2 separate regions of the Homo sapiens genome follow, and region 1 is linked to region 2. The links are chromatin loops, found by intact Hi-C in ENCODE. Cell type or tissue: Caco-2. All regions are shown on one strand. Links, peaks and the distances in the headings refer to the core of each region. The heading gives the core; the rest is flanking DNA. Region 1 has its middle 300 kb from the start of LINC02233. Region 2 overlaps LOC107986324 (a long non-coding RNA gene).

Evidence for each region. Peaks named below come from ENCODE experiments on the same cell type or tissue, not always from the same donor. Only the 100,000 strongest peaks of a DNase experiment are listed, where the experiment ranks them.
Region 1: it touches region 2 in a loop (9-fold over the local background); 1 of 110 quality-filtered maps calls a loop at or near these places.

The regions. Positions count from the first base shown.
Region 1 is chr4:160,074,114-160,078,515 of GRCh38, forward strand. No RefSeq gene overlaps it. Among named protein-coding and RNA genes, the nearest start is that of LINC02233, 300 kb to the left of the region's middle. In Caco-2, for the core only: no CTCF peak of the experiment used is centred there; a DNase peak (open chromatin) is centred at 1,898.
Region 2 is chr4:159,974,644-159,979,045 of GRCh38, forward strand. The region is part of intron 2 of LOC107986324 (a long non-coding RNA gene); the gene reads left to right. Among named protein-coding and RNA genes, the nearest start is that of LINC02233, 200 kb to the left of the region's middle. RefSeq lists an enhancer at 2,125-2,907. In Caco-2, for the core only: no CTCF peak of the experiment used is centred there; a DNase peak (open chromatin) is centred at 2,568.

The DNA of each region.
Region 1 (4,402 bases), core at 154-4,153, 99 kb after region 2:
GCATCACGTTATCTTGAGATTACATTCTATCAATATGCATTACTACTGTTGATATTAACTTTGACACATGGTGGTGGTAATGTTTGCCGTGTTTCTTCATTGTAAAGTTATTACCCCCTTTCCATACTCTACTGTTTGGAAGCAAGTCACCGTGTGACCCACATTTAAGGAGCGCGGGGTTATGCCCCACCTCCTTGAAAGGGGATATACACATAAGCTGGAGTTTTTGTAACCATGAGATTTTTCTCTTTTCTTCCATGTATTCAAATTTTTATTTATATTAGTATGGATGTTTATTATGTATCTTTATAATTAAAAATATACTATAGGCTACAATATAGCAATACATTATTTTATTGCTCACATTGTTCTATCTTTGACTACTGGAAGCTCTTTCAGTTGGCTCCTGTGCCACTTTGATATACCTCCATGCTCTTAGTTTTGAGGACTGCTTTACTTTCTGGTGCTATGAGATGCTCAAGACTCATATTGTATATTTCCTCTCCCAGTCCTTGAATTAGCCATGTCTCTAAGGAGCACCGGTCCTTTTACTGGACAATAGTATCAGAAATCAAGATTTGAGCACTGGGTTCACATCACATTTATCGTTGAATGCTAGTCCTAGAATATCCATGAGAAAAGCTCTGTCAATTATTCCTAATAGTTTCACCAAAATTGTATCTATGTATATAATACATAGTCTCACCAAAATTATACCATAATGTATATTATACTCAAATTTTGGATAGATTATAAAAACAAGAGATCTTTTCTATGAAATGAAAATATTGTTCATTTTGAAGGATCATTAACACAACATAAATATACAAGGCCAATATTGATTGCTGCAGTTTAAATCCTTAGGAGAATCCACATTTTTGTGATGCATATCAATATTTTCTCAAAGATTGAAAAACTACTTTCAGCGATTTGTGCTATGATGACTAAAATTTTCCCTCTTAACACTAGAGAATGTACTTTTTTCTGAGATTTCATGGCAGTATTTTTGATTATATACACTACCACTAAGGTAAGGAGAAACAAATTGAAGATATAAAACAGACACGCTCAACATCACTAATGATCAGAGAAATGCAAATCAAAACCACAATGTGATACCACCTTGCTCCTGCAAGAATGGCCATAATCAAGAAATCAAAAAATAATAGGTGTTGATGTGCCTGTGGTGAAAAGGGAACACTTCTACACTGCTGGTGGGAATGCAAACTAGTGTAACCACTGTGGAAAACAGTGTGCAGACTCCTTAAAGAACTAAAAGTAGAACCACCATTTGATCAAGCAATCCCACTACTGGGTTTCTACCCAGAGGAAAATAAGTCACGAGATGAGATTGTCTTTTCTTTTTTTTTTTTTGAGATACGAGTTTCACTCTTGTTGCCCGGGCTGGAGTGCAAAGGCGCAATCTTGGCTCACCACAACTTCTGCCTCCTGGGTTCAAGTGATTCTCCTGCCTCAGCCTCCTGAGTAGCTGAGATTACAGGCATGTGCCACCACACCCGGCTAATTTTGTATTTTCAGTAGAGATGGGGTTTCTCCATGTTGGTCAGGCTGTTCTTGAACTCCTGACCTTATGTGATCAGCCTGCCTCAGCCTCCCAAAGTGCTGAAATTACAGGTGTGAGCCACCACGCTTGGCCAGAAGTCATGAGATTTATACAAAAAAAGATACTTGCACATGCATATTTATAGCAGCACAATTTGCAATTGCAAAAATATGGAAACAGCCCAAATGCCCATCAATCAACAAGTGGATAAAGAAATTGTGGTACACACACACACACACACACACACACACACACACACACAGAGGCTTGGAGCAAACACAGTTTGTGGGTAATTAACATTGTTGACTCCCCGGGTAGAGAGCAGTCCTGAGCACCTGAGCACGAATGATCAAAGGTTGGTTTCTGGATAAAGGAGTCAACAAAGGTATCTAGATAAGTTACTTTACATTCTCTTGTTATCTAACCTTTGCCCTCAGACTCCAGATAAGAGAATCAGCTGTCTTCAGCCATAGTTCTCTCTTGAAGCTTTTGCAAAACCTCCCGGCCTTCCAGGAAGGTTTGCATCTTTCCCTGTAACTTTTTCTTATAACTCTTCCCACCACCCTGACCAATCTCCTATATAGTTATATAAAAAATATAGAAAGCTTATTTATTTACTGCTGGTTTAGACTCTGTCATCAGTAAATGCCTTTTTCTTACCTTGCCTCTGTTTCCCATTATAAGAGAAGAGAAACAAGCATTACTTGCTTATTTGCTTTAGTGTCTTTCTTATTCAAAGTGTTTCTTAAGGTTCAATAGTTGTAACTTTTAAAGATGAATAAATGGATGTCTAGCACTGCCTTTGATGCCAAAAGAGCGTCATTTGAATTAAGATACCACTCGGTAAAAGTGTCTATTTTCTTTAATTTTATACTCAGAAAAATGGAAATATAAATTCAAATGTGTAACCCTGTCCTCTATAAAATGAAGATGAATTAATCATGAAATGATTTTTCAAGTCCCGTCTAGTTTTTAAAATTTAGTAAGTCTACAGAGACACTTAAATGTAATGGTTACATATTCTGTTAAGGATTCTGCAGTCATTATAAACGTGGATATTTTCAGAACAAATAAAGAAAAATTCAGTTTTTCACTTTATACGGGCCACAGTGACATGGGCTATGTCACTATCTCCTTTGCAAAGTTGAAATATGTTTCAAGAGTTTAATCTTACTAATTGATTTAGGAGTTTGAACTTACTGACTTATTTGTCGATTTACTGTTGATTGCTTTTGCTCTCTAGTGGCTGAAGATTTGAGAATCAGCAACATCTCAAGAAGGCAGAAAAAATACTATTATAATAAGATAGGGATATGATTACAACAGAAATAATTTCTCTCATTTCTTTTATTACCATTTCCCTACTGCCTCTTAGACCTATTATGAACTGTTTTAGAGTCTGTGTGTTGTATCCCAGCACTCATTTCTCATGATCTCTCCTGATTTCTTATGTGGTTTCCTAGTAGATATTCCAAACATAAATGTAGAAATCTGCACCAAAAACCAAAACGCAGCATTGTATATTGATTTGTGTTTTAAGAGAGACCTGAATTTACCCAATTCTGATGACCAATCATTATTTTACAGTAGAGAAAGGTATTCAGATATTCGTTTTTTGTATTCTGATGAAATGTTAGTTTATTGAGAGGCATAAGGAGAACTCAAGAGATGTCTATTTTAATTGAAGGGAAAAAACCTGAAAAGAATGAGGGTTGAAAGAAAGGCAATAATCATTATATGCTTAATCTCCCATCCAAAAGGGAAGAAATATATATGAGTTCTCATTTCAAGATGCATGTTGTGCGGAATCAAGACCATTTTTGGTTTTTAAGTTTCTGTGGATAAAGGCTGAGAAGAGAAAAGGAAAAAACAGATTTTTACAGTGCCTATGATATCCTTAGAAAATCGACTTGCTTTACAAAAAATAAAATTATAAACACAGCCTCTAAAATATATCAATTATATATATAATTAGAATTATTATTCAGTTTGCTAAAAAGGTGATTCTTTCATTTGCAACAACATGGATGAAACTGGAGGATGGCCAGGCAAGGTGGGCTCATGCCTGTAATTGCAGCAGTCAGATCACCTGAGGTCAGGAGTTCGAGACCAGCCTGGCCACCATGGCAAAACCCTGTTTCTACTAAAAATACACAAAAACATTAGCTGGACGTGGTGGCGGGTGCCTGTAATCCCAGCTACTCAGGAGGCTGAGGCAGGAGGATCGCTTGAACCTGGGAGGCAGAGGTTGTAGTGAGCCGAGATCATGAGATCATGCTACTGCACTCCAGCCTGAGCAACAGAGCCAAACTCCCTCTAAAAAAAAAAAAAAAAAAAAAAAGAATCTGGAGGACATTATGTTAAGTGAAATAAGCCAAATATGGGGGGAAAAAAACCATACTGCAAAACAACAACAAAAAAACGTTGAGTAGATCGAAACAGAGAACAGAATGGTGGGGGTGGGGTGGGAGTGGGAATGGGAAGATATAGGTCAAAGGGTACAAAGTAGCAGTAATGTAGAATGAACGAATGTAGAGAACTAAAGTACAGCATGATGTCTGTTGTTAATAATATTGTATTATATTGTATTGTATGTTGAAAATTTTTCAAGAGGTAAGTATTTGAGATAATATACATGTTACATTGTTTACCTCCAGTAATTATTTCACTGTGCGTATACACCAAAACATCATGTTGTTTACCTAAAATTTAAACAAACAATTTTTTATTATCTTATAATGGTACTATAGTGTATAGGTAATTATCATCTCCTTGATAGAAACTTTACAAGACTTTAATAATTTTCCTGTACATTTGTTTTACTTTGTTGCAGATAAC
Region 2 (4,402 bases), core at 189-4,188:
TACATCTAGGAATGGCTTGAGGTACATCACTGAACCCCTGCTATAGCATTCGTGGGTGAATGTATAGGTTTCAGAAAGATACCTGCAAATGCGTACGTCCAAGGTACAGAACCCCAAATGTAGGATTACTTCCTTCCTTCCCTCTTTTTTGAGTGGAGAATTAAAACTGACCCCACACTCCAAGGGAAAGACAGGCTCTTCTGGAGCCATGGTAACAAATAACTGCCAGAAACAGTTTAAATGCATTTAGTTAATCACTACCAATTCTTCTCAGTGAATATGCTTCTGAAAGTCAACAAATCATTGATAGTCCATGCTTTGGAAAGCCAGGCAATCAGAAACATACTTCCTTCAATAAACATGGCAGCCAATTAACAAGTATCTCAATCCGACAACCATGCTTCCATATAGGGTAAAAGCCCACTTAAGCCTTAGGAATTTTAAACATTAGTGCACTTTGTGTTTCCCAAAACCCTGAATAAGATCAGCAGTCTTCTCTGCTCAAAGAACATTGTGCCTGAGGGGTCTAGCTCTGTCTCAATATGCTAAGTAACTAATTGAGCTTTGTCTTTTGTTAAATATTAAGTAATATTTTCACCATTCTTTAACAGATTGAACTGAACTACTGTCAGTCAATAAGTGGTAGTTCATGTTATAATTGAGGTAATGCAAAGGATCAGATTGTCAAGCTGTACTCGACAGAAATCAAAGATATTACCCAATAGTAAATTTACTGACAATTGCAAGGATACAAGTAATCCCGAGGTACAGATAAAGAAGGGAGATATCCTGTCAATGCAGATTTCTAGTCCCTTTCTCTCCTTAGCTTAGCATGTGATGTCTCTAAGTAATACACATGGGATACAATATTTACACAGAAGAGAGCCTCTTCTGTCATGAAACATTTCCATTTTATATACAGATAGTTACTTTGCACATAAAATATTTTCCAGGAAACCATTATCCATACATGCTAGATTTGTTTACTATAAAGAATTCTAGAGAACTGAGCATTCACAGGTAAGAACCTTTCCTCGAGCAAGTAAAAATTACTTTGTGGGTGTGTCCTCCTACTACAATGTCACCAATCACCAGGAAAAACAAAAAGGATTGTAGACCTGCTGCTCAATCCTTTTCTTGAAAATTATTATTGAATATTAATAACATTTTAGAATAATAATAAAATGGTAAAATGAAACATTTTCTTTTAAAAGTAGAGTTTTTTTTTAGCCCTTGTTATTAAAATTAGTATTTAGAGATAACTTTCCTAAAATAAAAGCAAACATTATGGAATAATGGGACACTGAGACAACTTCTGATTCCCCTGACAGTATTTAAACCAAAATGGGAAATAGAGTCTGTTGATAATATTACAGCACTAAACACCCTAAAACTTAAGCTAAATAGTGAATATGACGCATGTTTTAAAAATGTTCTTCGATATACTATTTAGAAGAAAAATCAGTTAAACCTGATTCTTTATCCTTAATCAAAACTCGCCATTGCCCGATCTCATAAGAACACATTGCATTATGTCCTATACCTGATCATGGAGTTACTCAGATTTATCTGAATTAGGTCACCCAAGACCAGAGAATGAATAAAAATGGATTCCCACATCACAGATGCCAAGTGTGGTAGCTCATTTTCAAGATGGCTGCCAACAATTTCTTCTCTCTAAGTACATTCTGCTTCTTAAATCTGTAGGAGGCCTAATTTTCACTTCCTCTCATGAATCTGGGATGGGACTTCTGACACTAAGTCATAAGAAACCTTATTATAGTTTCTCCCTGATCCTCTTGGAATTTTTGCTTTTGAGTTGCTCCCTCTGGAAGCCCAGATATTGAAGGGGTGGCCTGCCCCTCCACACCTGTGGGTGTTTCTCGTCAGGTCAGACGAGAGACTGAGAAAAGAAAGAGACACAGAGACAAAGTATAGAGAAAGAAAAGTGGGCCCAGGGGACCCACGCTCAGCATATGGAAGACCCATGCAGGCACCGGTCTATGAGTTCCCTCAATATTTATTGATCATTATCTCTACCATCTCAGAGAGGGGGATGTGGCAGGACAATAGGGTAATAGTGGGGAGAGGGTCAGCAGGAAAACATGTGAACAAATGTCTCTGTGTCAAAAACAAGGTTAGAAAAGGTGCTGTGCTTTGATGTGTACACACATAAACATCTCTGGTGCATTAAAGAGCAGTATTGCCGCCAGCCTGTCTCACCTCCAGCCTTAAGGCGGTTTTCTCCTATCTTAGTAGATGGAACATACAATTGGGTTTTACACCGAGACATTCCATTGCCCAGGGATGAGCAAGAGACAGATGCCTTCCTCTTATCTCAACTGCAAAGAGGCCTTCCTCTTTTACTAATCCTCCTCTGCACAGACCCTTTAAGGGTGTCAGGCTGGGGGACCGTCAGGTCTTTCCCTTCCCACGAGGCCATATCTCAGACTATCACAGGGGGGAAGCCTTGGACAATACCTGGCTTTCCTAGGCAGAAGTCCCTGTGGCCTTCCGCAGTGTATTGTGTCCCTGGGTACTTGAGATTAGAGAGTGGTGATGACTTTTAACAAGCATACTGCCTTCAAGCATTTGTTTAACAAAGCACATCCTGCATGGCCCTAAATCCATTAAACCTTGAGTCAACACAGCACAAGTCTCTGCGAGCACAGGGTTGGGGGTAGGGTTACAGATTAACAGCATCTCAAGGCAGAATTTTTCTTAGTACAGAACAAAATGGAGTCTCTTATGTCTACTTCTTTCTACATAGACACAGTAACAGTCTGATCTCTCTTTCTTTTCCCCACAAGATATCATGGTGTGAGAAGTCCAAATTACACGGATAGTCCATGTACAGGTGCTCTAGGTGACAGCCTGTTATTAGTCTGCTCAGGATTGCATAACAAAATACCATAGACTAGTTGGCTTAAATAAAATAAATTTATTTTCTCATAGTTCTGGAGGCTGGAAATCTGAGATCAAGGTGCCTGTATGGTTGGGTTCTGTTGAAAGCTCTCTTCCTGGCTTGCAAAGGCCACCTCTCACTGTGTCTTCACCTTGCAGGGAGAGAGAGAGAGAGGAAAGAGAGAGAAAGAGAGGAAAGAGAGAGAGAGGAAAGAGAGAGAAAGAGAGGAAAGAGAGAGAGAGGAAAGAGAGAGAAAGAGAGGAAAGAGAGAGAGAGGAAAGAGAGAAAGGAGAGAGAGAGAGAGAGAAGAGAGAGGGAGAGGAAAGAGAGAGAGAGGAAAAAGAGAGGGAGAGTGTTAGATATGAGTTCTAAATTTCTTTTCAAAGAATCAATATGTCAGTATGTTCAATTCTTCGCCTTCTACTTTTAAACTTCCTCATAAAGCAACCTTTTTTGATTACCTGCTCCACCCTGACTCATTTCAATCATCTACTCCACCCTGACTCATTCCTGTTACCTTCTGCACCCTAACTCATTCCGATTATCTGCTATGTGCTCCACCCTGACTCATTCTCCACCCTGCATAAGCATTTTTCCCGCCAAACCACTCACCCCGTCACTCTCTTTAAATTAGCCAGTCGGAATTAGTTTAGCCTGTGTGGTCTAACGCTAGCCAATAGGGGAACGACACAGCAGCAGGGCCCACATGCGTCAGGGTAAGAACCTCTTTCCCTCCCTTGTCCAAGTGTGCGCTCACCATTGCTTCATCTGTAAGGGCACACACTTCTATAGAAGTACCTTGCCTTGCTGAGACTTGCAGCACTGAAACTTTATTTATAACAGAAAGAGAAAGAAAGAAAGCACTCAGGTGTCACTTCTGGGGGTAATGATCCCATACTACCCAGGGCCCTACCCTCATGAAATCATCTAAGTATAATGATCTCCCAAAGCATCCATCTCCAAATACCATCATGTTGGTGGTTAGGGCTTCCATACATATACTTTGGGGGACACAAACATTCAATCCATAACACAGGCCTCAATGAGTTTCCATCTCATAGATAGCATTAATTTCCATTATGGGAATAAGCAATCTTTAACATTCAGCCCAGTCAGATTTCAGATGACTGTAGCCCCAGCAAGCATTTAACCACAACTGCATAATAAATTCCAAGCTAGAACCACTCAACCAACTGGAGTCAATATACAGAACCAGGAGTAATAATAAATTGCTTTATGACACCAAGTCTTGAGCTGGTTTATTATGCAACAAAAGCTAATCTGAATAGAAATTAGCACCAGAAGTTGAAGTGTTACCATAACAAAAACTATAACGTGGCATTGTTTTGGGACCAGTAGGAGAGCAGTAGTTGAGAGTGTCTTAGGAGACTCAGTGAAGGCTGATGACGGCGAGATTTTGTAACTGAAGTCTGGAGAAAAGAGAGGATGCCCATTATGTAGTGGCCTGAAAGTCTGGCAAAACTATTGACTGCAGTA